3 separate regions of the Mus musculus genome follow, and all the other regions are linked to region 3. The links are chromatin loops, found by intact Hi-C in ENCODE. Cell type or tissue: heart. All regions are shown on one strand. Links, peaks and the distances in the headings refer to the core of each region. The heading gives the core; the rest is flanking DNA.

What was found. Hi-C counts contacts between places; a loop is a spot of excess contacts. Peaks named below come from ENCODE experiments on the same cell type or tissue, not always from the same donor. Only the 100,000 strongest peaks of a DNase experiment are listed, where the experiment ranks them.
Region 1: a loop joins it to region 3, with 4 times the contacts of the local background. A loop is called at or near these places in 7 of 42 quality-filtered maps.
Region 2: it touches region 3 in a loop (8-fold over the local background); 3 of 42 quality-filtered maps call a loop at or near these places.

The regions. Positions count from the first base shown.
Region 1 is chr8:69,620,505-69,630,544 of GRCm38, forward strand. Zfp868 (zinc finger protein 868) reads right to left here and starts at 5,044. Exons shown (of 5, transcript NM_172754.2): 1 at 4,931-5,044. In heart, for the core only: a CTCF peak has its summit at 5,211 (motif pointing right); DNase peaks (open chromatin) are centred at 4,777 and 5,067; H3K4me3 peaks cover 1,905 bases; H3K27ac peaks cover 1,206 bases.
Region 2 is chr8:69,996,986-70,007,025 of GRCm38, forward strand. No RefSeq gene overlaps it. Among named protein-coding and RNA genes, the nearest start is that of Gatad2a, 28 kb to the left of the region's middle. In heart, for the core only: CTCF peaks have their summits at 4,873 (motif pointing left), 6,622 (motif pointing left) and 8,241; DNase peaks (open chromatin) are centred at 4,376, 4,816 and 8,406; H3K4me3 peaks cover 1,213 bases; H3K27ac peaks cover 2,356 bases.
Region 3 is chr8:69,870,416-69,880,455 of GRCm38, forward strand. Pbx4 (pre B cell leukemia homeobox 4) reads left to right here. Exons shown (of 8, transcript NM_001024954.2): 7 at 163-269; 8 at 1,580-1,877. The coding sequence ends at 1,672. Cilp2 (cartilage intermediate layer protein 2) reads right to left here. Exons shown (of 8, transcript NM_026818.2): 8 at 9,951-10,040. Among named protein-coding and RNA genes, the nearest start is that of Gm33746, 8.0 kb to the right of the region's middle. In heart, for the core only: a CTCF peak has its summit at 3,929 (motif pointing right); a DNase peak (open chromatin) is centred at 7,769; H3K27me3 peaks cover 4,368 bases.

The sequences.
Region 1 (10,040 bases), core at 1,242-9,241, 250 kb before region 3:
AATCTGGTACAATGTGTCTCAGAAAAGCAAATACTTCTGAATTTAAAGTATGAAGCCACCATTCTACCATAAAAACAAATTAGGTATGCATACGCATGTATATACATACATATATACATACATACACACACACACACACACACGCATTACACATATGTATACCACATTTTTGCTATCTATTCATCACTGATAGATATCTAGGCAGTTCTCATTTTCTAGGTATTTTGAATAAAGCAATGATGAACATGGTTCAACAAGTCTCTCTATAGGATATACTACTATATATCCTACTGTAGTAGGATATAGAGTCCCATGAGTATATACCTAGGAATGTAATAATTGGGTGTAGTGGCTGGAATAAGAATGGCCTCCAGAGCCGGGCATGGTGGCGTACGCCTTTAATCCCAGCACTTGGGAGGCAGAGGCAGGCAGATTTCTGAGTTCGAGGCCAGCCTGGTCTACAGAGTGAGTTCCAGGACAGCCAGGGCTACACAGAGAAACCCTGTCTTGAAAAACCAAAAAAAAAAAAAAAAGAATGGCCTCCAGAGGATCCTGTACTTGAATGCTTGGTCAACCCAAGCCAGGCCCAGTGTCCCAGTGTCTCTCTCTTCCTACAGATCTGACTGTAGAACTCTTAGCTACTTCTCCAGCACCATGTCTTCTGCATGCCACCATGCTCCTCGCCATGATGATAATGAACTAAACCTCTAAAACTTTAAGCTTATCCCAATTTAAAGTTGCCATGGTCATGTTATCGCTTCACAGCAATAGAATAATGACTAAGACTCTGGATCATATGTAGTTTTAAAAAAACCTGTTAGATGAATAACCATTCTCTGATTGGATTTGAGGCCTGCTTCACAAGAGGAAATCCACATCTGACACTGTAAACCTAGGGAAAAACTCATGGCCTCTAGGATTAACCTGCTAACAGAGTTTAGCTGTACTGTCCTGCAGCCAGGTTACTTTCTAAATACCTATGTTCATACCCATAAACAAATCCCACTCTTAGTCTTAGTCAGAGAAGCCTCTTTTTTCAATAAATGTCAGTGAACACAGGATGCAGGGTGTTCAGAGCGCTGAGAATAAGTGATAGTTAAGTGCTCAACCCAAATAGGACATTTTTTAAATTATTTTTAATTTTGCTTTTGATATTTTACTTATTTTTAGTTTATAGCATGATGTTATGCCTTTATGTATTTCTAAGCAACATGTTCATGCAGTACAAGGCCAGAAGAGGAACTAAAGTTACAAATGGTTGTGAGCCACCATGTAAGTGCTAGGAATTGAACTCTAGTCTTTTGAAAGAACAGCCAGTGCTCTTCTTTTCTCCATGCCTGAATAGGACACTTGTACTATTACTTCTTAGGGATCACAGCACAGGAAGGGGTGAAAGTGTAAGAGCACGAGAGGCAAGGGAGAAGGGCTGTAAAATCCTGACTTCTAGGTATAGCAGTGCCAGAGCTTTCTGACCTCATAGTGGTTTGGTCACATCCAATGGTACTCAGAACAGCACCAACAACAGTCAATTATAGGTCGGGGAGGGGCCTACAGTGCTCTACTACTCTTCCTTGAATTAGTGACCACTAACAGATCCCGGAGGAAGAAGTCATTGTCTTCAGTGTGGTTCCAACACAGAATTTAAGCAAGGAGATCAGAAAGGGAATTGCAGGGATAAGGCAGGACGGGGGTGTGCTGGAGTCAGAGAGGATGGACCACAGCATGCACTTTATATACGTAGGAAATTGTTAAAGGGGAAATTTGTTTAAGTTATAAAAAAAAAATCTTAAAGAAAAACAGTATCATGAGTCATACTTGCTACTCCAGAACTTTGGAGGCAGCAAAAGAATCAGGAATTTGAGGCCATCCATACCTACACAAGGACCCACCTCAACATAATACAGAAATTAACTAAACCAAATCAAAACTTACATACTGCAACCAAGTAGAAATTAAGACAGGTATGCAAAACCAACTAAACTTCAAAATTCAAACTGGATGAAGCTCAATGGCAGAGCACACAAGAACCAGATTTCAATTCTCAACATGCACCTCCCCAAGAAAAGTTAGAAACGATGGAATCCACCATCAACAGTAAATAACAACAGTCACATGAGTGGGCTGGAGAGAGGGCGCCAATGTTAAAGCACTGCCTGCCTGCTCTTCCAGAGGACCCAGGTTCAATTCCCAGCACCCCGGTGGCTCACAGCCATCTGCAACACCAGTTCCAGGGGATCTAACACCCTCCTCTGTCCTCCCCAGGCACCAGCACACAGACTTACTTCTGTGGGCAATACACCCACAGAAATAAAATATAAAATTAATTTTAAATCATTATCATGCTATATTTAAGGGAGAATAAAACTGTATGTCAACAAAAGGGGAAGTAAGCTTCTTCGGAAGAAATAAAAAACTGGTTTTGCCCAAAGAAAATCTCAAAACTCAAAAAATTCAAGGAATTAATGTGATACCATAGCAAACATATAGGATACATAATTCTATCCTACTCCTGTACATTGGCAATAAGCAATAGGATATAAAAGGAAAAACACTACGCTGCTTGTACACCAGTAGAGATAAATGACACAAAGAAAATACACAAATAAAACAAAGAACTACAGACATACTGGGTGTGGTGTTGCACAGACTCAAAAGGCAGAGACAGGCAGACTGCTGTGATTTCCAGACCACACTGGTCTACAAAGTTCCAGAGTTCCAGGTCAGACAGGTCACAAGTGAGATTTTGTCTAAAAAAGACAAAATAAGGGGTTGGGAGGGGAAGTCCGCAGACATTAACTATAACTTTCTTTTTTTTTTTAAATTATGTATTTTACATGTATGGGTGTTTTGCTTCCACCACATGCATGCCTGGTACCCACGAAGGCCAGAAGAGGGCTTCATATCTCCTTGGAATGAAATTACAGAACGGTTTAAGCCACCATGTGGTCACTGGAAATCAATCTACAAGAGCAGCAGTGCTCTTAACCACTAAGCCAGCTCTCCAGCCTCACACTTCAAATCACCAATGAAAGCAATGAACCTAATAAAGCAAGTGCTACTGCAGGATCCTGGACGTGAAGTGTTGAAGGGCACAGTCGGCTGTGTCCTGTCCCAAGTTACTCCATACTGTGAGAAAACAGTGGTTTTCCAGACAATGCCTTGCCCTGAGTGACTCCATTTGACTCCATTTTGAGGAAAGAGAATGACTCCAGCCCCTTGGTACATGCACAAACAATACTATCTGTTCAGCCAGATATCACAGGCTTGTTCCTGAGAACAGAAAGAGGGCTACTCTGTAAGTTTATCAGGGTGAGTTGAGACTAGATGGGCATGTATTACAATGCTATCAGGGAAACCAGGGAAGGGCATAAATCCCTCTCCTGGCCTCTTAAATTGATAGACACCTACTAGCACTAGGATGTCTGACCCCAAACCATCCTATCGTCTGATAACTAGTATATAGATGAAGAAAGGACAAGTAGAGACTTTTGTCCCTGAGGTTTCAATAGGCCCCATGACTCACCTACTCACCTGCCTGGCCTTCCACCTAGTCCCTATCCAGACCTGGACCTGAGCCCACAGTTGCCTGCTCTCAGGGCCTTCTATCTAGAACTAAGCAGCATGGCTGACAAGCCTGAGTCCTCTCTGTGACTTCATCAAAGGCTCGCTCCCTGTGGCACAATTGTTTTGAGTTCCTTTTCATATCAGGACAAACTCTACCTACATTTCTCTCAGCCTACTTCTAAGTATTCATTTTATAAACTAAATATATGCAGAGATATACTGTGTGCTTTGACATGAGAATTAATATTAACAATTAAAACTAAAAGAAGGGCTGGAGAGATGGCTCAGTGGTTAAGAGCATTGACTGCTCCTCCAGAGGTCCTATGTTCAATTCCCAGCAACCACATGGTGGCTCACAACCATCTGTAATGGGATCAGATGCTCTCTTCCATTGCGTCTGAAGAGAGCGAAAGTGTACTCACATACATAAAATAAATAAATCTTAAAAAAAAAAGACTAGAATAAAACCCACATTAACCTTGTCCTAATTACAAATGTAAGTGAAATCACTTGGCAAATTGCTGCCATCAAAACCTTTTAAGTTTATTGTTATTCAAAAATATTTGATACTTTGGGGAGATACAAATGTGTCTATCTTATTTCTAGCATAGTATGCTCATGTTCTCAGTTTAAACTAGTAGTTCAACATACTTCCAATAAAAATGCTAAAATAAACAAGAAATAAAGGTTGTGTGGAAATGAAGAAAAGGACCAGAATGGTGAACACAATACAGAAGAATCGACTACAATGCTTCCTGACTAACAGTTCTCGGCGAACCTCGGTACGCAAAACAATGCACTATTTGAGGGAAGAAAAATTAACAAGCCCACAAATGCATAAGCAGAAATAAAAACAAAAATATAATCAAAGGATGTCTGACCGAAGAACAAAATAAATTCAAGGAGACAAGTCATCTTTCCCAGAGCTGGTTTTAAACATCTTTGCAAAGAAACTCACTGGACTTTACAAATGTCGTAAAATTAACCTAAAGAGGTTGCCACACTTACATGTGGAAAGCAAAGTTCAGAACTTCTCGAAGACAGCACAAAGAACCTAGACAGCCTTAGTCTAGCAAGCAGCCTTCAGCGCACCACCAAAAGCAGGACGTCCCCGCCAGCCCGGATCGTGACGTCATCCGCGTACTGGCTTCCGCCCATCCCCCGCCCCCCGCAGGGCGGGACCTCCCGCTCAGCGCTGACGCCAAGAGGATCAGGGCGGAAGTACCTACGGACCGCAGGCGGAGGCCCAGGTCGCAGCCCCGACGTCCCCGCGTTCACTGCCCCAACCCCAGGGAGGACCCACCACCCCGGCTCCCGCAGCCCAGCCGGCCGCTCCTCCCATCAGGGGACAGCGGCCCTCGCTCACCATTGCCAGGCTCCGAGCTCACCCGCGCTCCCCCACACAGCTCCAAGCACTGGCTCCCACAACGGCTTTCCTCAGTTTCGGTGAAGAACCTTTAGCTAACATGGCGGCCGAAAAGAACCCGCCCCCCCGCCTCCTAGAAGCTTCTGATTGGACAACCTGTCTGTAGCTCCTGATTGGTTAGAACTGCTCTAGGTGATCTGAGTGACAGGAGTAGCTCCTCTTGCAGTTCCTTAGGCTGTGAGTCTAGAGCCCATTGTTTAGTGTTGCGGTGGCCAGCAGGTGTCAACATAGGTTCATGGCTCTTGTGTACCTCTAGGTGTGCCCTACTGAATGATTCCAGGACCCTGACCAGTGAAAATAGTTAACGATGTCAGGCCAGTTTTGTGACTCTGACTTACCTAGGGACAAGTCCGCTGAAAGAACCAAACTAGTGTTTGGTGATGACAGTTCAGGGGGCACTGTACCATAGCTTCTTCAGAATATTTTTGTTGAGACTCTTCCTTTATTGTGTACAAGAGCCTCAAACTCGTAGTCCGCCTCAGTCAATGTGCCTAAAGCCATTTTTTTTCTTTTCTTTTTTATTGGATATTTATTTACATTTCATATGTTATCCCCTTTCCCGGTTTCCCTCCCTCCAAGAAACACCTTATTACATTCTTCCTCACCCTGTTTCTATGAGGGTGTTACTCCACCCAACCACACACCCACTCCCACCTCCCAGCCATCAATTCCCCTATACTGGGGCATCTATCGAGCCTTCATAGGACCAAGGACCTCTCCTTCCATTGATGCATGACAAGGCCATCCTCTACTTCAGTCCTTTCTCTAACTCCTCTATTGGGGAATCCCATGCTCAGTCCAATGATTGGCTGCCAACATCCATCTCTGTATTTGTAAGAATCTGGCAGGGCCTCTCAGGAGATAGCCATATCAGGCTCCTTTCAGCATGCACTTCTTGGCATCCACAGTAGTGTCTGGGTTTGGTAACTGTATTTGGGATGAATCCCCAGGTGGGACAGACTCTGAGTGCCCTTTCCTGTAGTCTCTGCTCTACACTTTATCTCCATATTTGCTCCTGTGAATATTTTGTTCTCCTTCTAAGAAGGACCGAAGCAACCATACTTTGTTCTTCCTTCTTACTGAGCTTCATGCAGTCTGTGACTTGTATCCTGGTTATTTGGAGCTTTGGAGCTAGTATTCACTTATCAGTGAGTGTATAAAATGTGTTTTCTTTTGCACCTGGGTTACCTCACTAAGGATGATATTTTCTAGTTCTATCCATTTGCCTAAGAATTTCATGAATTCGTTTTTAATAGCTGAGTACTACTCCATTGTGTAAATGTACCACATTTCCTGAATCCATTCCAGATTTGAAGGATCAAATCTTCAAATCAGGGATCAGGGTTGTTTCCAACTCCTACCTCTTATAAAAAAGACTGCTATGAACATAGTGGAGCATGTGTCCTTCTTACATGTTGGAGTATCTTCTAGTTATATGCCCAGGAGTGGTAGAGCTGGGTCCTCAGGTAATACTATGTCCAATTTTCGAGGAACTGCCAAACTGATTTACAGAGTGGTTGTACCAGCTTGCAATACCACCAACAATGGAGGAGTGTTCCTCTTTCTCCACATCCTCTCCAGCATCTGCTGTCACCTGAGTTTTTGATCTTAGCCATTCTGACTGGTATGAGGTGGAATCTCAGGGTTCTTTCGATTTACATTTCCCTGATGACTAAGGATGCTGAACATTTCTTTAGGTGCTTCTCAGCCATTTAGTATTTCTCAGTTAAGAATTCTTTGTTTAGCTCTGTACCCCATTTTTAATAGGGTTATTTGGTTCTCTGGAGTCTAACTTCTTGAGTTCTTTGTATATATTGGATATTAGCCCTCTATCAGATGTAGGGTTGGTAAAGATCCTTTCCCAATCTGTTGGTTGCCTTTTTGCCTTATTGACAGTGTCATTTGCTTACAGAAGCTTTGCAATTTTATGAGGTCCCATTTGTCAATTCTTGATCTTACAGCACAAGCCATTGGTGTTCTGTTCAGGAATTTTCCCCCTGTGCCCATATCTTAGAGGCTCTTCCCCACTTCCTCCTCTATAAGTTTCAGTGTTTCTGGTTTTATGTGGAGGTCCTTGATCCACCTAGATTTGAGCTTTGTATAAGGAGATAAGAATGGGTCAATTTGCATTCTTCTACATGCTAACCACCAGTTGAGCCAGCACTATTTGTTAAAAATGCTCGTTTTTTATACTGGATGGCTTTAGCTTCTTTGTCAAAGATCAAGTGACCATATGTGTATGGGTTCATTTCTGGGTCTTCAATTCCATTCCACTGATCTTCCAGCCTGTCTCTGTATCAATACCATGCAGTTTTTACTACTATTTCTCTGTAATACAGCTTGAGGTTGGGGATGGTAATTCCCCTAGAAGTTTTTTTATTGTTGAGAATCATTTTCGCTATTCTGGGTTTTTGTTATTCCAAATGAATTTGCAAATTGTTCTTTCTAACTCTAGGTAGAGTTGAGTTGGAATTTTGATGGGGATTGCATTGAATCTGTAAATTGCTTTCGGCAAGATGGCCATTTTTACTATATTAATTCTGCCAGTCCATGAGCATGGGAGATCTTTCCATCTTCTGAGATCTACTTCGATTTCTTTCTTCAGAAACTTGAAGTTCTTGTCATATAGATCATTCACTTGCTTAGTTAGAGTCACACCAATATATTTTATAGTGAAGGGTGTTGTTTCCCTAATTTCTGCCTCAGCCTGTTTATCCTTTGAGTAGAAGAAGGTCATGGATTTGTTTGAGTTAATTTTATATCCAGTCACTTTGCTGAAGTTCTTTATTAGCTGTAGGAGTTCTCTGGTGGAATTTTTTGGGTCACTTAAGTATATGATCATGTCTTCTGCAAACAGTGATATTTTGACTTCTTTGTTTCCAATTTGTACCCCTTGACCTCCTTTTGTTGTCTAATTGCCCTAGCTAGAACTTCAAGTACTATGTTGAATAGATAGGGAGAGAGTGGGCAGCCTTGTCTAGTCCCTGATCTTAATGAAATTGCTTCAAGTTTCTCTCCATTCAGTTTGATGTTGGCTAGTGATTTTCTGTATATTGCTTTTATTATGTTTAGGTATGGGCCTTGAATACCTGATCTTTCCAAGACTTTTAACATGAAGGGATGCTGAATTTTGTTAAATGCTTTTTCAGCATCTAATGAAGTGATCATGTGGGGGTTTTTTCTTTGAGTTTGTTTATGTAGTAGATTACATTGATGGATTTCCATACATTGAACCATCCCTGCATCCCTGGGGTGAAGCCTACTTGATCGTGGTGAATGATCATTTTGATGTATTCTTAGATTCAGTTGGCAAGAATTTTATTGAGTATTTTTGCATAAATGTTCATAAGGGAAATTGGTCTGAAGTTTTCTTTCTTCATTTGGCCCTTGTGTGGTTTAGGTATAAGTGTAATTGTGGCTTCATAGAATGAGTTAGATAGTGTACCTTCTGTTTCTATTTTGTGGAATAGTTTAAAGAGTATTGGTAATTAGGTCTTCTTGAAAGGTCTGTTAGAATTCTCCACTAAACCTATCTGGTCCTGGGCTGGTTTTGGTTGGGAGACTTAATGACTGCTTCTATTTCTTTAGAGGTTATGGGATTATTTAGATGGCTTATTTGATCCTGTTTAACTTTGACATCCTGTATGTATCTAGAAAATTGTCCATTTCATAAAGATTTTCCAATTTAGTTGAGTATAAACTTTTGTAATAGGATATGATGATTTTTTAATTTCCATGCTTTCCGTTGTTATATCTCCCTTTTCATTTCTGATTTTATTAATTTGGATACTGTCTCTGTGTCCTCTGGTTAATCTGGTTAAGGGTCTATCTATCTTGTTGATTTTCTCAAGGAACCAGCTCCTGGTTTTGTTGATTCTTTGTATAGTTCTTTTTGTTTGTACTTGGTTGACTTCAGCCCTGAGTTTGATTATTTCCAGCCTTCTACTTCTCTTGGGTGTATTTGCTTCTTTTTGTTCTAGATCTTTCAGTTGTACTATCAAGCTGGTAGTGTAAGTTCTCTCCAGTTTCTTTTTAGAGGCACTTAGAGCTATGAGTTTTCCTCTTACCACTGCTTTCATCGTGTCCCATAAGTTTTGGTATGATGTGTCTTCATTTTCATTAAATTCTAAAAAGTCTTTAATTTCTTTCTTTATTTCTTCCTTGACCAAATTATCATTGAATTGAGCAATGTTCAGCTTTCATGTATATGTATGCTTTCCATTGTTTTTGTTGGTATTTAAGGTCAGCCTTAATCCATAGTGATCTGATAGGATGCATGAGATTATTTCAATCTTCTTGTATCTGTTGAGGCCTATTTTGTGGTCAATTATATGGTCAGTTTTAGAGAAGGTACCATGAGGTGCTGAGAAGAAAGTATATTCTTTTGCTTTAGGATGAAATGTTCTATAAATACCTGTTAGATACATTTGATTCATAACTTCTGTTATTCTCACTGTGTCTCTGTTTAATTTCTGTTTCCATGACTTGTCCATTGCTGAGAATAGGGTGTTGAAGTCTCCCACTACTGTTGTGTGGAGTGTATTGTGTGCTTTGAGCTTTAGTAAAGTTTCTTTTATGAATGTGGGTGCCCTTGCATTTGGAGCACAGATGTTCAGAATTGAGAGTTCATCTTGGTAGATTTTTCCTTTGACCAGTTTGAAGTGTCCTTTCTCATCCTTTTTGATAACTTTTAGTTTAAAATCTATTTTATTTGATATTAGAATGGCTACTCCAGCTTCTTTCTTGGGACCATTTGCTTGGAAAATTGTTTTCCAGCCTTTTACTCTGAGGTAGTGTTTGTCTTTGACACTGAGGTGTGTTTCCTGTGTGCAGCAAAATGCTGGATCCTGTTTACATATCCAGTCAGTTAGTGTATGTCTTTTTATCAGGGAATTGAGTCCATTGATGTTAAGAGATATTAAGTAATAGTGATTGTTGCTTCCTCTTATTTTTATGTTTGTGTGGTTATCTTCTTTTGGGTTTGTTGGAAGAAGATTACTTTCTTGCTTTTTCTAGGGTGTGGTTTTCTTCCTCGTGTTGGCATTTTCCA
Region 2 (10,040 bases), core at 1,365-9,364, 130 kb after region 3:
CTTTTCTGAGAATTGTGGCGGGATTCAGCATCCCTAAATCTCCTGAATGCTACTGGGATGCGTGCAACTCTCTGAATGGAAGCCCCACCTCAACCCTTTAGATCTAGATCACTTGCTTTCACACCTAGAGGAGAGATCTGGAGCTGGAGCAGCCCTAGATTTCCCCTCACCCTTTACTCAAGTTGTAGCCATTTACCTCCAACAACAACTCCTCCTTCTCATTATGTATCTCTGGATGGCCTGAAACTTAGAACTCTCACAGCTATTTGCCCGCCTCTCTCTGCCTTCTGAGCTCTTTCGGCTTTATTTTGTTTGGTTTGGGGGAGGGAGGGGTCCTTTATTATTTAGCATTTATTGTATTTATTGGGTTTGATGTGCATGCCATGACAAGCATGTTTAAGTCAGAGGATAGCTTGAAGGCGTTAGGCCTCCTTTTCTTTCTTTCTTTCTTTCTTTCTTTCTTTCTTTCTTTCTTTCTTTCTTTTTTTTTTTTTTTTTTTTTTTAAGATTTATGCCGGGCATGGTGGCGCACGCTTTTAATCCCAGCACTCCGGAGGCAGAGACAGGAGGATTTCTGAGTTCCAGGCTAGCCTGGTCTACAAAGTGAGTTCCAGAACAGCCAGGGCTATACAGAGAAACCCTGTCTCGAAAAAACAAAAACAAAAAAGATTTATTTATTATTATAATCTAAGTACACTGTAGCTGTCTTCAGACATACAGGAAAAGGGCATCAGATCTCATTACCGATGATTGTGAGCCACCATGTGGTTGCTGGGATTTGAACTCAGGACCTTCAGAAGAGCAGTTGGTGCTCTTAACTGCTGAGCCATCTCTCCAGCCCTAGGCCTCCTTTTCTATGTGGGTCCCAGAGATCAAACTCAGGGTCTCAGGCTTTGTGGCAAGAACCTTTACATTTTGAGCCCATTGTTTTGTTTTTGAGACAGGGTACTAGACATCTATGTAAAGCAGGTTACTCTCAAACTTAAAAGATTTACCCTTCCTTTGCCTTTCAAGTACTGGAACTGAAGGCATGTCCCACCAAGCCTGCAGGATGTGTTTTGATATCTCCTGTATCCCACCCAGACTAGCTTCAGACTTACTACTATGTAGCTGAGGATGACCTTGAATTCTACTATTCCCTGATTAACTCTTGGTTTCTCCATCTCCATAATTTCTCTGCTAGATAGGAACTTTCCAAAACCCTTTCTGCTTCCCAACCACTTCCAGATAAAATCTAATCTGTCATCCCAAATTTAACACATCATTTGGCAAAAGTTAAAGCAAAAAGAGCTTCAACTATCTTCCCCCATTTTAAAAGTATTTATATTATGTGACGGTTGCTTTGCTTGTCTGAACCAAGTACGGTGTCCCCACTGTATGCCAGAAGAAGGCATCAGATTCCCTGGAACTGGAGTCACAGACAATTATGAACTGCTATGTAGGGTCTAGGAATCGAACCTGGACTAGAAAAGCAGCCAAGTGCTCTTAACCTCTGAGCCATCCTTCCAGTTCTGTCCCTTTTTAAGCAGGATCTCATGTAGCCCAGGTGGCCTTAAATGTCCTCCAGTTACAAGTAAGGCCTTGAACTCCTGATCCTCAGGCATAGACATCCCAAGTATGACAGGTATGTGCCATCACACCCAGTTTCTGCAATGCTTGTGCTAATCTTGTAGCTTATTAGTGGAACTTCATCTGGAGCCCCCTCTTATTTTCTTCAGCAGAGTCTCTTGTTGCCCAGACTGGTATCAAAATCCTCTTTCTGACGCCATCTTTCCTATGCCAAAATGGCAGGAGTGCACTACCATGCTTGACCCTTAATTCATTCCAAAGTCCTTGCCTGGTTTATAACCCTGCCCCCAAAGGACCCAGGTTTGTCTAAATAGGTAACCAAATAACCTAGTGAGTCAAAGTCATGAAAAGGCACAGACGAGAAAGACCTTCAGCTCTGAGGGTGCAAATGGTAAGCTGTGGTTGCTGTTACTGAAGACAACACGCATGGCCAGGCACACAGGTCACCAAAGGGAAGTTGTTACTGAAGGGATCTTAGGAGCCAAGAAGAATGCAATACAGAGAAACAGGCCTATTTATTACACCAGGCAGAATTGAAGCAATACAAAGAAACTGCTATACTAATATTAAGGAGAAAGTCATCAAATAAAATAAAGGATGAGACTAGAAAGAACTCAAGGATTCCATGTGAACCTTGAAGCTTGTATGAGAAGAATGGACTTATGCTTACAAGAAAGCTGAAGTTTTGGAAGAAAAGTAAGTGCAGATAGTAACAGGGATTGGAGGGACTATGACTTCTTAACTGATCTTAAACTGGTCCCAAATGATGAGGCCAACAAACACAGCGTCACTGACTAAGGAAGGGAGCCATGGTAAACACGAAGATGTTCCCTGCACGCTTGGCCCCTCTGCTCAGGAGCTACCACATTCTCTTCATGTTGAACCAAAGGGCTGGCAGAACTGGAAACAAACCCATACCTGCCACTTCTTAAGAAGGCCAATAATCACCCTCATGGCGGAAGACATCAGAACCCACAAGGGAGGCTGAGGCAGGAGCATCTCAAGTTCTAGGCCATCCTGGGTTGCATAGAAAAACCAGAAATTTGCCCAAAGGCTTACACTAGAGATGTGAACTAAAGTGCCTTGCACTGGCCCACAGTAGGGAACAAAAGCTAGTTTAATTCCTGTCACTAACTGGGATATTTTGCTAGCACAAGAATCAACCTATTTAAGTGATCCCTTGGTACTTTACACATAACTTTTCTTGTTTTTCTTGAGAAGGGTTTTTACTGTGTAGCCCAGGTTGGCTTAGAGCTTACTATGTAGTTCAGGATGACCTAGCACACATAGTCCTCTTGGTAGGTGTATTCCATTACATCTAGCATAATTTATTGTTGAATCAACAATTATTGATGGGATTATAGGTCAGCATAGTATGTAATTTCCCATTGTATGCAGAAGAGAAAGGCAGTGCTGGGCCTTGGTGGCGCACGCCTTTAATCCCAGCATTTAGGAGGCAAAGGCAGGCAGATTTCTGAGTTCGATGCCAGCCTGGCCTATAGAGTGAGTTTCAGGAGAGCCAGTGCTACAAAGAGAAACCCTGTCTCGAAAAAAGAAAAAAAAAAAAAAAAAGGAAGGTAGGAAGGAAGAAAGAAAGAAAGAAAGAAAGAAAGAAAGAAGAAAGAAAGAAAGAAAGAAAGAAAGAAAGAAAGAAAGAAAGAAAGAAAGAAAGAAAGAAAGAAGGAAAGAAAGGAAGGAAGAAAGAAAGGCAGGTACACTCAGCTACTGTTATTGGTCTACATCAACTGCTCAACTGTAGTATTACATCTTAACTGACACTTGTATTATTTACATCTCAAATCCAAAAACAATTATAACACGTATTGCTCTTGCAGAGAACCAGATTTCATTCCCAGCGCTCACATGGTGACTCACAACCCTCTATAACTCCAGTTCCAGGAGATCTGGTGCATGTGGTGTGCTTACATACATTTATACACATAAAAAACTTTAAATCTCCAATCCAGCAACATGCTCAAAGGTGAGAAAGCACTATGGTCTCATGGAGAGCATGCTCACATTAGCAATCAAAAATTGGTGCTGGGACCTAGAGAAATGGTTCAGTGATTAAGAGCACTGACTGCTCTTCTGAAAGTCCTGAGTTCAAATTCCAGCAACCACATGGTAGCTCACAACCATCCGTAATGAGTTCTGACCCTCTTCTGGTGCATCTGAAGCCAGCTACAGTGTACTTACATATAATAATAAATCTTTTTTAAAAATTGATAAGCAGTGCATTAGCTAGTGTCCAGCTCAATATATGCCCCCCCCACACACACACACACAACTAAACTACTACTGTACTGGTAAAATAATCCAAATAAATAATCAAAACTTTTGAGACCTAGACAGGGAATGCAATTCAGTTGATAGTGATTGCCCAGTGTGCACAGTGTGCATTCCCGGCCCCACATAAACTAGGTGTGATGGTGCACACCTGTCAGCTCAGAATTTAGGAAATAGAGGCAAGACACTCAGAAATCTAAGGTCATCCTCATCTTCATAGTTCAAGAACAGCCTGGGCTAAGGAAAAAATAATAATCCTAACCCTTTTCTTTGTCTGAAGTGAACTCTCTTTGAAGAGAGACTCCAGGTAGATACTCTAGTGAAATTCCTGAACCTCAGAGCCAAGGGCAGCCTAGTTTTATAATAAAAACTGAAGCAAGAGCCATGTGACTGAAGGATGAGTTTCCTTTCCCTGGTGGAAGCTGATTGCATCTCTTCACCAAGGCGTGGCCCTTCCTGGGTCTGGGGAATCAACTTGACGAACAGGCTGAGTGACATTCACGCCCATATAGGGAAGTGGGAGCTGGCCCAGGCAGCCCCACAGGCGTTAGGAAGGCGGGGCCTCTGCCAGCCAGAGACCTGTGGCTGCTCTCCTGAGAAGTCCCCTCGCACAGAGGAAGCGTTCCACCAGCACTGAGAGTGACCGCTGAGTAATGCCACAGACAGATAGCAAAAAGGTTATAGCCTCCAGGGTCGAGGGCCCAGGTCTGTCCCGGCATAAAGGAGACTGCTGAAGGAAGGATCGTAAATTGAAGGCTAGTCTGAGCTACAGACCCTCTTTTGAGAAACAACACAAAAAACAGGTGCGGTAATAATCGCAGCACTTCAGAAGAGGATCACTGTGAGTCTGAGGATAGCCTGGCTTGCAGAGGAAGGGGAGGGGAAGAGAAAAGGGAAGTGGGCTCTGGAAAGACGGCTTAGTGGCACTTGCTGCTCTTGAGTGTGACCCAAATACCCACTTATGGCAGCTCACAGTCGCCTCTGTGTGCAGCTCCAAGGGATCCAACGCCCCCTTCTGTCCTCTAAGGTCACCTGCAAGGCACATGTGCACAGATAGACACGTTAATAAAAATTAAATATATCTTTATTTTTAAAGGAAAAAAAAAAGAGGAAACGAAGGGAGAACTGTGTGTACTGACCCACCACTGTCACAGCAGCATGTCACGTAAGGATTAAGTTTTTATTTTTGTTTTTTTTTTTTTTTCCGAGACAGGGTTTCTCTGTATAGCCCAAGCTGGAACTCACTTTGTAGACCAGGCTGGCCTCGAACTCAGAAATCTGCCTGCCTCTGCCTCCAGAGTGCTGGGATTAAGGGCGTGCACAACCACGCCTGGCTGGAGGATTAGGAATTTAAGGGTTATCTTTAGCTACATATGGAATTCCAGGAAAGCCTAGGCTACAAGGAAAGGGAGGGTGACAGAAGGAGGGAAGAAAAGAAAGAGGCAAGAAGGGAGGAAGGAAAGAGAAAAGGGAGTTAGGTTAAAGCTATACAGAGTCACTAAAGAGTCTCTAAATGGCTGAGTTGCTTTGCACAGAGCTAAATACCACACCCTGCATCCCTGCAGGCATCTTCATTCATTAGAGTTGACCCAGCTTGTGTGTTGTGTATCTCTAGAATCACTGACCTACTGAAAGCAGCATCCTTTTGAGGGTCTGTGGGCTTGGTCCTGGTTTCCCCAGGGAAGCAAATCATTGTTTTTAGAGGGAAAAAGATCAGGTGCAATGGCACCAACAGGCCGTCGTTCGCACCCCTGTGCTTCCCTAGAGAAAATCAAGCAGACATCTACAAGCTATGGTGGACCACACTGTGCCTTTATTGAGATGAGTTTCTAGAATATACAGAAGCAAAGCCAGACTAAGCCCAGGAGCCCTTTCAGCCAAGCATTTTGTAGACAGGGCCTTAATATATAGCTCAAGCTGCCTGATATTCCTGTCTGTCTCAGCCTCCTATGGGATCACAGGCCTGTGCCACCACACAAAGCTGCTGGCTGAGTTTTTTTAAAAGATTTAAATTTTTAAATATTTAAAATTTATTTATTTATTTATTTTTCCTTTTTTTTTTTTTCTGAGACAGAGTTTCTCTGTAGCCCTGGCTGTCCTGGAACTCACTCTGTAGTCCAGGCTGGCCTTGAACGCAGAAATTCACCTGCCTCTGCCTCCCAAGTGCTGGGATTAAAGGCGTGCCCCAGTACTGCCTGGCAATAGTTTATTTTTTGAAAAAGGGTTTTATGTAACCTAGGCTGGACTCAAACTCTCTATGTAGCCAAAGATGACCATCAAGTTCTGATCTTCCTGCTTTCACCTCCCAACTGCTGGGATGATAGTCATGTGCTACGGTACATGGAACCCAGGGATTTTGTGTCAGCTGATCTACAGCTGTGTTAGTCAGTGAACTACAGTGACTTCTCCACCACCAGGAAGAGCATTTCTTTCAATTTCGAGTTTCTGAAAGAGAAAGCATTCTTCCTAGACAGGAGCCGCATAAGAAGAAGGAAGGAAGTGAGCTTACTCACAGCCACCTGGAGCTTCAGTAAGGTTTGAACATAGCATTACCAACATAAACTGAAGCACAAGGCAGGTGCCTCTTTGCCTCCCTGAATGTGGGTGTGGTCCCACCTGGGATCTGTGATACCATCTCATGCCCTCCAGTTCCTCCTCCCTGCCCCCCCCACCCCCCATAGGTATTTGAGCCTAGCTCAGAGAGTGAGCTCGTGGGATCTACTCAGATTTCTGGTTTCTGAAGGACACTGCCTCCTGCTGGAATATCCCACCCCAACCACCCGCTCTGAGTCTGAAGTGAGCCTCCAATTTAGGTGCTGGAAATCAAAGCCTAACCTTTTGGCCTTATGGAAGAGTAGATTCTGCTCTTAACCAAGAGCCAGCCATCTCTCCAGCCAGAGAGAGAGAGGGAGAGGGGACAGGGGAGAGGGGAAAGAAAGAGGGAGAGAAAGAAGGAGAGAAAGAGGGAGAGAGACAGAGACAGAGACACACAGAAAGAGAAAGCTTGAAGCAAGGCTCATCTAAGCTGCAAAGGCCCAAAGGACAGGCCTAGCCCTGTCAGAAACTGATGGCTGCTCAACATCTCAAAGGTGCTGTGAGCCGGGCCTTTAATCCCAGCACTTGGGAGGCAGAGGCAGGCAGATTTCTGAGTTCGAGGCCAGCCTGGTCTACAAAGTGAGCTCCAGGACTGCCAGAGCTATACAGAGAAACCCTGTCTCGAAAAACCAAAAAAAAAAAAAAAAAAAAAAAGAGGACATGTGAGACCAACCAAAAAAGACCTGAGAGTACTCTGTCCTAAGGGCTTCCACATAATGTCCAAGATACTGGAAGAGAGCAAGCCCAGAGTTTCTCCTAGGGAAGTTTCTCATAAATTATTGCCAAAGGGTAAATTCACTTTAGTTTAGGATGGCCTTGAAGTCTCCAGACTCCTCTTCTCAAGTGCTAAGATCTCTGGTGCATGAGGACTAGGGTCTCCTTGAAGTCCAGATTAGTCTCAAACTTGTGTAGCTCAGAAGGACCTTGAACTTGTCAATGTCATTGTCTATATTGTTGTTTTAGGACAAAATCTCTCTGTGTAGCCCTCCCTGGCTGTTTTGGAACTCTGTAGGCCACTGGTCTTGAACTCAGTGACCACCTGTCTCCTGGGTGCAGGGATCAGAGGTGTTTACCACTCCCAGCTCACCTTGAACTCTTGGTCCTCTTGCCTCCCCCACCCCCCAAGTGCTGAGCCAGCTGCCATATCCAGTAATGCAAGGCTTTGTGGATCACTAAGCACTCCACCAATAGAACTGGAGTCACATCCCTGTTTGTTTATTTATTTGAAACAAGATCCTGTTTTGTAGCCCAGGGCAGCCTGGTGCCCTGGTGGGCTCTGCCTCCCAAATGGTAGGGTTTCCTCCCTTCCCTCTCCCCCTTTAACCTTTTACAGGGTCTTCCCATGTAACACAGCCATGATGGCCTAGAACTTGAGATCCTCTTGTCTAGGTCTCATGAGTGCTGGTCTAACAGGCCCCTGCTGTTAGATCCCTGCATGGATCAAAGATGTCACAAGATGTGGCTTCAATCCCACTCCTTTAATTGCCACACCCCTGTCTCAAACAAGCAATTTGCCTTTAATCTCACTCCCCTCCACCCCAAAACCCACCCACCCCGTCTAAAATAAGCAACAAACAAACACATCATTGACCTAGTTGCTCAGGAGGCTGACACAGTAAGATTGCTTGTAGCCAGGAGTTTAGGGGTAGCAGCATGGCCAGCATTTGGATTGTATTAAGGCATAACCTTGGAGGATTCTAGAAAGATAAAGTGGTTATGTGCCATAAATCACCTCAAAGCATCACATTGGTATAGTCTCTTGGTCAATTTGTATGCAAAAGCCTCTCAGCCTCTGGTGGCCAAATCCCATTCTGACACATGACCTGGGGGTGGGCTTTGGAAAACCATGCTTTGTCATCTATGTTTACACTGAAGGACTCCTTGGTGAGAGAACACAGACCCGTGAATGAGGGGCCTGGGTGTAGCCCAATAGTAACTTCCTTCCATCAGGTCAGTGCCAGAGAATGTTCTAGAGGCAGGCAGAACTTCCTGGAGAGAGGAAGTCTGGTTTCCTGGGGAAGGCACAGTGAATGGGTAACTGATGTATGTGGGTTGGTTGGGGGTCTGGCTCTGTGTTGGCCAGTGGGTGTGAGGGAAAGAGGGGAGTGGGAGAAAATCCCAGTCCCGCCAGAGTTCTGGTTATCTGGAAGGGTGGACACGGAAGGACTGCCGCACACTCTCCTCCACGTTGCCCCTTGTAGAATTTTCTACTGGTTCGCTGGAGCAAGCCTCATTCAACCAAAATAGGCTACCTATCACAGTCCCACAATTCTGAGGCATAGGCATCATTTGCTCCTGGTGGGAAATGGCTCAGGTCACTGGGTCCCTGCTGTGGGACTGCACATTATTCCAAGAGTTGGGACTGACTCAGCCCTGTTCTCTTCTGACCCATGTGTGGCATAGCTATGCCACCACCACTTACAAGGTATGGTTCTAGAACTGGGATCCAGAACAAAAAGAGGGCTCTGGATAGAGGTTGGAGACATTTTTCCTTCGAAGGACTTTTTTTGTTTTTTTTTTTTTTTTTCGAGACGGGGTTTCTCTGTGTAGCCCTGGCCGTCCTGGAACTCACTTTGTAGACCAGGCTGGCCTCAAACTCAGAGGTCCGTCTGCCTCTGTCTCCCAAGTGCTGGGATTAAAGGAGTGCACCACCACTGCCCGGCCTTTGGAGGACTTCTGTCCTATCCCCATCCTCTGCCATCTCAGGATGTCCTTCTAGATGTCAATGTCAAAGATATGCAAGGCAATAGGGGAGTCTGGTAGAAGCTCTCACTCTCACAAACATCAGGAGCAGGGCTCATAGCTTGTGTTCACACACTGTCCCCTCTAGAGCAGGAAGACAGGAAAGGTGCAGCTGAGCAGTCTAGAGACCTGGGGCTTAGTTTCGTTTTCTTTCTTTCTTTCTTTCTTTCTTTCTTTCTTTCTTTCTTTCTTTCTTTCTTTCTTTCTTTCTTTCTTTCTTTCGTTCTTTCTTTTTTCTTTCTTCCTTCCTTCCTTCCTTCCTTCCTTCCTTCCTTCCTTTCTTTCTTTCTTTCTTTCTTTCTTTCTTTCTTTCTTCCTTTCTCTATTTCTTTCTCTTTCTTTCTTTCTTTCTCTTTCTTTTCTTTTTTTTTTTAAAAGATTTATTTATTATATGTAAGTACACTGTAGCTGTCTTCAGACACACCAGAAGAAGGCATCAGATCTCATTACAGATGTTGTGAGCCATCATGTGGTTTCTGGGATTTGAACTCTGGACCTTCGGAAGAGCAGTCGGGTGCTCTTACCACTGAGCCATCTCACCAGCCCCCTGGCAGGGCATCTTATTGAACAGGAAGCTCATTTCATCTGCTGGTCTAGCCAGCTCACTTGGTTTAGGAATTTTCTGGCTCTCCCTCCTGAATGCTGGGATTACAGGTGACCACCATGCCCACCTGCTTCACCTGCCTTTATTGTTCTGAGAATCAGAACTCCAGGACCTCATGCTTTGATCTCCCATCTGGGACTTTATTTGTTTGTTTGTTTGTTTGTTTTCAAGACAGGCTTTCTCTGTGTAGCCTTGGCTGTCCTGGGACTCTGTAGACCAGGCTGGCCTCAAACCCACAAACATC
Region 3 (10,040 bases), core at 683-8,682:
GTGTAGAACTCACTCTGGAGACCAGGCTGCCTCCCGAGTGCCACCCCCACTTGGCCCAGAGTCTCTCTCGATGAGGGACTGAGCAGATGCTACCAGAAATCCCTGTGACTGCTGACCCAGATTCTGCTGTGACACCCCCAACTGACTGCCCATTTCTCACAGGTCCCTGTGGCCCCTTGCCACTGACCAATGGAAGTGACGTGGTTCTCACTCTGCGGACCCTGGCCTTCCTCCAGCCCCCCACTGGGGGAGTCTGCCTACAGCCCCTGGTGAGTCAGCTGGGACCCCTCCAGGGCTTTGGGGAGGTAGAGGAGCCCTGGTGTTGGGTCTCTGGGGAAGGAAACCCCAAGGAAAGGTGGGAGCATTTAACCTCTGGACTCAGACCCACCTGTCACGGGGGCTGGAGACCTGGTGGAGTGGGGGTGGCTCACACTGAAAAGGCATCTCTGCCAGGCTGGGATACACGTTAGTAACTGGGGTCTAGACAGCCAAGTTGCCTCCAGAACTTTGCCAGGGTGGCAGCTGTGTAGAGCCTGTGACCTCTCAGTCTGTCCTGGGTGTCGGATGAGGGCCCTGCATAAACAGAGTGGGCTCTGGCATGGTGGCCCCATGAGCCCAGCAGCTTCCCTGAAGCTCCCTTAGAACCAGCCCCGGGGCTTGGAGTAGTGCCCACCGGGAGTGAGCTGGGTGAGCCCGGCTCTCTCAGGCCCTGCCTGCCACCACCTTGAGTCCCAGCCTAATGCAAGCTTCAGGCTGTGGAGCAGAGTCTGGGCCTGCTTCTCGAACACCTGAAGCTAAGGTGCTCTGGGACAGAGCCAGCAGGAGTGAGGGAGCGAAGCACCAGTCTGCCCTGCTCTGCCACACCTGCCCATTCCAGCACTGAGCCAAGAGTCAGGCTGTGCCATGCCCTGCAGGAACCCACCTAAGTGTCCTGTGGGTACAACATGTCCCAAGGACACCCTTTGTCTTGTTGTTTGTTTAAGATGATCTCTCTACATACCACTGGCTGTCCTGGTATTCACTCTTTAGACCAGGCTAGCCTTGAATTCACAGAGTTCTTCCTGCCTCTGTCTCCCAAGGGCTTAAAGGAATATACCATCATGACAGACCCATGCCAACACCTTCATACCCATTCAGCTGGCTCTTCTTAAAGGTCACTCTGCCAGCATGGCCACTGTTCTTCTATCCAGCTGCTTCAGCATATGCCTGCCATGGCCTCACTCACAGAGCCTCTAGCACACATGCCATGCCTGATACAGTGGACAAGGACAGTGTCCTTTGAGCTTAGCACATCCATCCAGCTGTCCTTAGACAGATGGGCAGAGTAGCCCCAATGTGTGCTGTGGTCATGCACACTGCAGACAAGCGGAGGCTCCTGCCCCTGTGAGGAAGGAGCCCACAGTCATGGCCTTGCCACAGGCTGCTGGTTCTGACATCCCCCAAGGCATTTGCTGGAGGGGTGTGGGCTCAGAGCCCACCTGGCTCTTTCTGGAACTCCTCTGCTAGCATGTTCTGTGTAGGTACCTTTGGGGACACAGGAACTGGGTAGTCACCCACTCTCATGCTCTTATCTTTCCAGGTCCATAGTAACTGGCAGAGGGCCGCCCCACAGCCAGCCTCATCACCTGCGGGAGAGTCTGGCAGCTTCAATTGGGATGCTGCATCTAATTAAGTTTCTGGCACCTGGCTGAGTGCCATAGGTGACTGGCCCTGTGTCCTGCTGATGACCTCAGAAGTCCTGGCTGCGGCTTTGCCCTTTTTCAGGCCACTTGCCTCCCCACCTTGGTGTGATTTTTTTTTTTAAAGAAACATCAGTTAAGTGACTGACAGTGGACTGTTCATTCTGAGCACCCGATTAAAGTTTTGACCTGTTTGCATTCCAGTGTTTTCAATACAGGCTTGTCTAAGTGACAGGTGACAACCTAGATGCCATTATCAGCTCTAAAACCTTGTGGGAGCTGTGGCATGGCCTCTGCTCTTATTGGGAATGGGTTTGGCTTTGTGGTTCTGTTTTAGCTCTTTTGTGTTTGGTTTGGGGATTTTGAGAATTTGGGAGAATTTGAAGCCTTATCCCATTTCCCCTGTGCAGCAACCAATAGGGCCTTCCCTCCATAGCCTGTACCCTGGAGCGCTTGTCAGGCAGTCCTCATGGCTGTGACCTCATCCTATCAGCCACTATCACAACAGTAACAAAGTGCCCCTTTTCCTACAGCCTGGGAAGAACCCATAACAGGTGGAGGCCACCTTATCCCTGGGACCCAGCCAGGTGTACCCTGTGGCTGCCTGCTATGTGAGTGTCACCATGTGCTCTGCTGAGCCTGAGGGCTGTCAAGTGGTTAGCAGCTACCTGTCGTGACTGGACACTCTCATCCTCCAAAGGCGCTGTCTCCACCATCAGTCTGTCCCCACGCACATCTCCAGGCCCCGCAGCCACTTATCTGGGTTCACCTTCTTCTGTACAGTGTCAGTGGCCCACATCCCACCTGGGATTCTGTATCTAGCTTCTGACAGGAGCACTTTTGAAGTTTTGCCATATTATAGAATGGATCAGGGACTGGAGAGATGGCTCAGCAGTTACGAGCACTGACTGCTCTTCCAGAGGTGTCCTGAGTTCAATTCCCAGCAACCACATGGTGGCTCACAACCATCTGCAATGGGATCTGATGCACTCTTCTGGTGTGTCCGAAGTCAGCTACAGTGTACTTGCATCTAATAAATAAATCTTTCAAAAATAAAAAATATTTTATGTAATAGGCCATTCTGCCTGCATGTATGTTCAAGTACCAGGTGTGTACCAGAGGGTGAGCAGAGGGTGCCAGGTCTCTGGGAACTGAAGTTACGGACAGTTGGGAGCTATGATGTGGTGCTGGGAGTTGAACCCAGGTCCTCTGGAAAAGCAGTCGTTGTTCTTTTGGTTTGATTGTTTTGTTGTTGTTTTCTTGAGACAGGGCTTCTCTGTGTAGCCCTGGCTGTCCTGGAACTCGCTCTGTAGATTTGGCTGGTCTCAAACTCAGAGATCCACCTACCTCTGCCTTCCAAATGCTACGTTTAAAGGTGTGCTCCACCACTACCACCGGGTACAGTCAGTGTTCTTAATCACTGAGCCATCCTTCCCTTTCCCAAAGCCTCACCCTTTTCCACAATTAATTAATATATCGCTGAGCAAGGTGTCTTTGGAGACGAACCCCACTGACGTGCAGAGAAGCTGAAGGCAGTGGCCACTGACACTCTACACATCCCTGCGGTGCACAGCCTGGGACTGAGCACGTTCCCAGCCACTCACATGCTACAGAGAAAAAGCTTGAGAATCTGGAAGCTTCTCTGGCTGAGGTGAGGCACATGAATAGGTGGAGGAGGGTATTACCTGCCCAGAAGCCTGGCTAGGGCCAACACCATCCTGAGCCATTGACAGACCGGTATTTGAGGCTCCCACCGTCCCTGTGAGCCCTGCTGGGACCACAATTGTCTCAGCCTCTGAATGGAGAACGGAGTGGCAGAGAGAGAGAGAGAGAGAGACAGAGAGACAGAGAGAGACAGAGAGAAAGAGAGAGACAGAGAGAGAAAGAGAAAGAGAGAGAGAGAGAGAGAGAGAGAGAGAGAGAGAGAGAGAGAGAGAGAGAGAGAGAGAGAGAGAGAGAGAGAGTCAGTCAGTCAGTCTCAGGAACACTGGCTCAAGGAAGGAAGAGCAGTGGGAGAAGAGCCATAGAAAGGAAATGGAGACAGCAAGACTAAGGAGGGATAGGCCTGGATCTTACTGGAGAGGGCAGGTTTTACCTTCAAGAGTTTCAATGATAACGCAGTGTAGATGCCCTCAAGCCCCCCTGATGCCTCTGAAGGAACTATGGAAGCCACAGACAGCGAATGAGTCAAATCAAGGAAAAAGCAGGAGGGACCTTAGGGAACCTCACAGGGCTCAGTTGCAGTTACGTCTTTTGCCACGAGGAGGCGCAGTCAACCTAAAAAAACTAAATCCCGTCTCCAGAATTCTAAAGCAATCTAAAAACTGGAAGGAAGGCTTCTGAGCCTCAGTTTCCCTATCTATAACGTAGGGAGGTCACAGGAACAACCGTTCTGGGGGAGGTCTGTGAGCAGAAGCCAGGAAAATGTGTCACCGTCCAGCACACAGATGATAAGCAAAGCATAAATACTGGACCGAACCCATAGGATCTGAGGACCAGCAGAGGCCCAGGTGTTCGAGGAGAGAGGATCATGGAGGTGGAACTGCCCTTCAGGCACTCGAAGGCCAGCAAGCCAGCACTTCCTGTGGGAAGGAGATCCAGAGTTTAACAAGGCCATGCAAACAGTCTGGAGGTATGGGGGAGATGTGTTCTCCCAGGACATCCAGGAGGCTAGTATCAGGTTGACTGCAGTAGCCCTGCCCAGCAGCAGGTGCCAAGGCCTGCCAGCAACATTCCTCAGTGCCCGGCGCCAGGCAGCCGCTCCTGCCGGATGAAACGTAAGCTGGGCCTGGCCGCGTGGGCCTCGTGTTTTTCCAACGGCTTCTTCAGCCACAGCCTGACCACAACCTAGATTCCGTAGGGCTAGCCACTCCGTGTTTGTGTTCAGCCTGGCCAGACAGTAGCGGGGCCAGGCCGGGGGCCTGGGCCTCCCAGATGGTCTGGCTGCCTGGCCTGAAGCATGTTCTCCTCCACCGAGAAGCCCTTGTTATAGCTACTCAGCTATTCTTTCCTTTCTTTTTCTGTTTTTCATTGTTTTTGTTTTGAAACAGGGTCAATGTAGCTCTGGCTGGCTTTGAACTTACTACAATAGCCTAGGGAGGATGGGGAATTCCTGATCTGTTTCTACCCCTCAAGTGCTGGGGTGATAGGTGCCAACATGCCGGATTTGGCTTTCAAACCTTAGAGTCTGGCTGTGCGTGGTGGCGCACGCCTTTAATCCCAGCACTTGGGAGGCAGAGGCAGGCGAATTTCTGAGTTCGAGGCCAGCCTGGTCTACAAAGTGAGTTCCAGGATAGCCAGGGCTACACAGAGAAACCCTGCCTCAAAACAAAACAAAATAAAACAAAACCCTTAGAGTCCGCTTGGGATGGGGTGGCATCCACTGCTGTAGGTTCAGTCCAAGGTTGTGTGTAACTGGCCCACCTGTGGGGCCACCCCAGCCTCCGTCTCATCTCCCTAGCTGTGAATTAGGGATACCATTAAAGCATAGGCATACAGCTTTAATCCCACCCTGGTGGAGCTTAAGTTCCAGCTCAGCCTGAGCTACATACAAACCCCTGCCCCAGCAGACATCAAACAAGCAGACATAGCCTGTGTTCAGGTGTTGGCAGGGTCTAGCCCAATCTAACCCAAGAGAGTGCAGGTTTGAAGCCTGAGCAGGGCTTTGCCTTATGCACCAGACTTAGAGCTCCTAGGGCAGATGCTGATCCTGGAGACAAAGCTCACCACCCTCAACTCCCCCTCATGAAAACTTACAAACAAAAGGAAAACTCATTTTAAGACTTTCAGTCCTCTGGGTCTGGTTTTGGAAAACTCCTATTCACCTTTGAAATTTTCCTGTCTTCCAAAGCCCTGGCCCTACAAGGAGTTTTTTGTGCCTGTTTCGCTTTGACTTTCGAGGTTCCTGGGGTCTTTACGCTTATCTAAGCATAGCTCTCCACGTATTATCTTGGCAGTGGGGTGTGCTTTGTGTGTGTTCCACACAGGATCCTCACAAGACCAGGGGTTAACCTATAGTCTTCATGAAGCAGGGGCTAACCTGGCCCTCGGTGTGTGTGAGGGTCAGAATCCCTCAGGCAGGAAGAGGGGGTGGGAGCTATGGCCTCGCCTCTGCCTGGCTGGTCCTCAGCCCAGCTCTGCCGTGCTCCAGCACCGCCTGGGGCCAGACAGCCTTTGAGGACATAGCTGAGGTTTGGCGGCGCTGCCCGTTTCAGGCTGAATCAGCACAGGGAGGGATTCAGGCCTCTACTGCAGAAGCAGTTGGGACTTTGGAGGCCCGGGGTTCCCTCAGTCCACTCCTCCCTTGGGCTTCGAGAGGGTGAGATGTGCCCAGAGCACCCAGATGTGGACAGCCGGACTCTGTAGGACAGACATATTTGGAGAAGGCCTGAGGCAAGCCATCCACCATGCGAGGGAGGCTGGGTGACTATGGGGCGCAGGTGGGTGTGGTGTGGGCCCGTGGCATGGGGCTCCATGCTAGGGTGTCCATTCCCCCATGAGCCAGAGGTCACAGTGCCTAAAGCATTTTCAGGTGTCCTGCGATGACAGACCAAAAGGTGACCAAAAGGTGCTGGGTGGTAAAAGAGGGAATATTTGACTGTAAGGGACAGAGATAGGGCGTGGCCAGGAAAGCCTGACCTTGGCTGATGACTGGCAGGCGGGTTGGCTCTGACTGACACCTTGGCTCTATGGCCTGGGCAGAGAGGTCTTGGGTGAGGCTATGTCTGTCTTCCTGTGTTTACCTCCAACAGCTGGGAGTCCCCTCTCCCCATGCTGGTCCCCTCCCTATCACCTGCCAGGGCCCCCATCTGGAACCAGCCCCAAGGTATCAATCATCCCCCTCCCCCTGTCCCCAGTGATGCTCCTGCATCCTCTGCTAACTGAAGCCAGTGCCTGCCAGGCCAGCTCCAGCCCTTGGGGTCTGAGACTGGGACAGACCCACCTCTGAGACTGATGAGAGAGACAGACAGTGGGGAAGTGGTGGGTGGCCACGCCAGGCCCACGAGGCTCCTACAGAAGAGCCAGATATGTTCTGCCAGGACTGAGCTTCGAGAGAGAGGGAGCGCTGGGCCAAGTGGGGAGAGCAGCCCCCGTGCCACCCGAGGAGCGAGTCCCAACGGCTGGGGAGAGCTCCTTGGTTCGGGGGAGTGGGGCAGGGAGAGAATCTGTCCTAAGACATTGTGTAACCCAGGCTGGGCCAGCAAGCCTGCTCAGTGGGTAAAGGTGCTTGCTGAACAAGCCCGCAGTCCCAAGTTCAATCCCTGGAACCCAAATGAAGGAGGAGAGCGAAAAGTAACTCCACGTGCTCTCTGGACTCCATCATCATGTTGTGGCATAAATGTGCCCACACATACACAAATGCCCAAAACGAAAGAAGAAACTGATCTCTAAATGTTGCTCCACCTAGAATCCGCTTCCCTCCCTCGGTGTCACTTGCTTGCCCCTCTGTGTTGCCCCTCCAGCCTTAGCACATGTTGTGCCAGCTGTCTGCCTTGCCTTTCCTACCTCACTGTCCAGCCAACATGTCCTTCAAGACCAGTTCCTAGCAAGGAGTGGTGGCTCACACCTGCCATCAGCTCTCAGGAGGCAAAATTGGGAAGATCAGAAGTGCAAGGCTATCCTTGGCTGCATAGTGAGTTTGAACATGAGGTCCCATCTCTAAGGAAACAACCAAACCAAACCAAACCCAGAGATAGCTACTTCATCCCCAGGCTAGTGTCCATGACAGCTGTGTGACCCAAGCAGTCATTCTCCTGAAAACAAATCTTGGGACCCAACACACTATGTATACACTACGAACCCTCAAAGCAAGTGTAGTCTCAGGGCCACATCCCAGCAGCCCCCCTGCATGTCTGTCTTGCAGCCCTTCCTTTTGGATTCTGCTATTTTCAGGCTTGTTTTAAGCATTTTACTGGTCCAAGATTTTTTTCTATGCCATGGTGTGAGGAATTTTAAGAACCCCTGGTTCTAAAATTATAAAATCTAAAGTGTTGAGGGCAGGACATTGGGCCTCCAGTGCCCCGAGCTGACCTCAGGGAGGCAGGAGCAGGGTCTCTGGGGGGAGTTTGGCCCTGGTCCCCCTCCAACCCCAGCCAAGGGGCGTGTCCTGGCAGCCCTGCTGGGGGTGGAGGGAGGTGATGGATTTTCCAGAAGCTATGACTGAGGTTCCAAGAGGGAGGGCTGGGACTGAGCACCAGGACAGAATGAAGGCAGAGCCGCTGCCAGTGCAGGGTAACTCTCCCTTCTCTGGAGTCTTAATTTCTTAATGTAAAAATTGGGGGTGAATTCTGCCCTGTCACTGAATAGGCTAAGAGGGAAAGAGGTCCACAGCCTTCTGGGCCTAACTAGAGATGGGTTCCCACTAGCCCTACTCCACACTAACAAAGACACCAGGGATAGGCCAGTCATCCCCCCCCCCCAAAGCCCAGCTGGCTGCCCCAGCTGGCAGCCAGAGAAGCCCCAACACTTTCTCAATGAAAGGTATTTGGAAAGAAGGCTGGACACCTCATCAGGGGCCTGGACTTCACAGTGGGCTCCCCATCCCTTTGTGGGGAGCTGCAGCCCTGGATAATCCTTGGACTCCCCCAAGCAGCCCTGCACTGCTGAGTGAGCTGGGCTCTAAGCCTCTGTCATCTATAGCTCCAGCAAAGCCCTGGGGTTATCTCAAAGGCCAGGGTCTGGACTTAACAGCTTTTTTCTGAACCCTCAGGATGCACATCCCTCAGGGTACAGGAAGGTATTCCTGCTATGGGTGAAAATGGCCCCTACCAGGAGGTGCTCACCACACGGGGCGGGGGGGGGGTGTGCGGGGTGTGGGAGGGAAGTGCTTGTTAGTGGCCAGACTAAAGTCCGGAAGTGAATTAAAATGACACACCTGGCCGGGCAATGGTGGCGCATGCCTTTAATCCCAGCACTTGGGAGGCAGAGGCAGGTGGATTTCTGAGTTCGAGGCCAGCCTGGTCTACAAAGTGAGTTCCAGGACAGCCAGGGCTACACAGAGAAACCCTGTCTCAAAAAAACAAAACAAAAAACAAACAAACAAAACAAAACAAAACAAAAATGACACACCTGGGGTATGGTGGCTCGGGGACTAACTGGGCACCGAAAGAGTTGACCCCCAAGGGGGCCCCCATGTGTACGGCCGTTCATGGGCTCACATAACTAGTCACCTGCTGCCCAAACATGCAAGGTGAGCAATAAAGGTGGGGGTGCGCAGGCTCTCAGTGAAGGGGTGCCCTGCTCTACTCTGTGACAGGACCCTGCTTCAGGGAGGGTGGCATAGAACCCTCTCCTTTCTTGGAGTTAGAGATGAGGCTCAGTTGGTAGAGCACTTGCTGAGCATACACAAAGCCCTAGGTTCTGTCATAAACTGAGCATGTCTGCCGCCCCAGTACTCAGCAATGGAGGCACGAGGATCAGGAATTCAAGGTTATCCTCAACTACATGGGGAGTTAGAGGTCTCAAATCGAAAACACCCTTCTCCCAGGGACTCACTGATGTCTCCAGGCTAGCTGTTGTGGGGGGCATGAGGGGCCACTGGGGAGCCCCACTCCTGTAGGGTCTCACAACTCAGCAGTTTCTCTGGAGAGTGGGTGTGATCAGAAGCACGCCTGTGCTGTGGAGTGTCCACCTGCCTGTGCACGGGAGTTGGGAGCAGGTCTGCCACGTCCTGATCTCTCATCATTCGGAAGCTAGTAGGTCCCCAGGGGAGCCTTACCCCTGTGGTTGGTCAAGGTATGCCTGGGCCTCAGCACGGAGGTAGGTGCTCAGGCCGGCACAGCCCTACACTGAGGAAGTCCAAGGCAACAGTGGTGGGAATGGCTACACCTGTCCCAGGAACTTTCCCAACAGGCTCCTCCTTGCCCTGTAATTCTGAGCCACTAGCCAAGCCCAGCGGCAGTCATGAGGCCCAGCAGCTGTGGAGCTACTATGCTCTGTAGTCAGCGACATCTCTATACCCCCACACACCCACACCACACACATACACACACACACACCACACCCTTTTCAGCCAGGCACCTGACAGGTGTGCCATACCACACAGGAATCCCTTAGCTGCTGACACACAGGACCCTGTGTGCCTCCAAGCCCTCTCTTCTTGTTTGGTGGGTTTTGGTTTTCAGAAACAACTGGCTTTGTAGTCAGGCTGGCCTGGATGCTCCCGCCTTTGTAGCATGCTCCTGCCTCAAGCTGTTGGGATCACATCCCGAATCAGTCCGGCATGTGGCTCAGCCCCACCCAGCCTTCATCCTTTTCAATTGACACAAAGGGTTGGAAATTATAGCATTTTTAATTGAGCCCAATAGCACCTGCCCCCAAGTCCGGAGGGCATTCCAAGCACCATGGAACCATCCTCGCTGC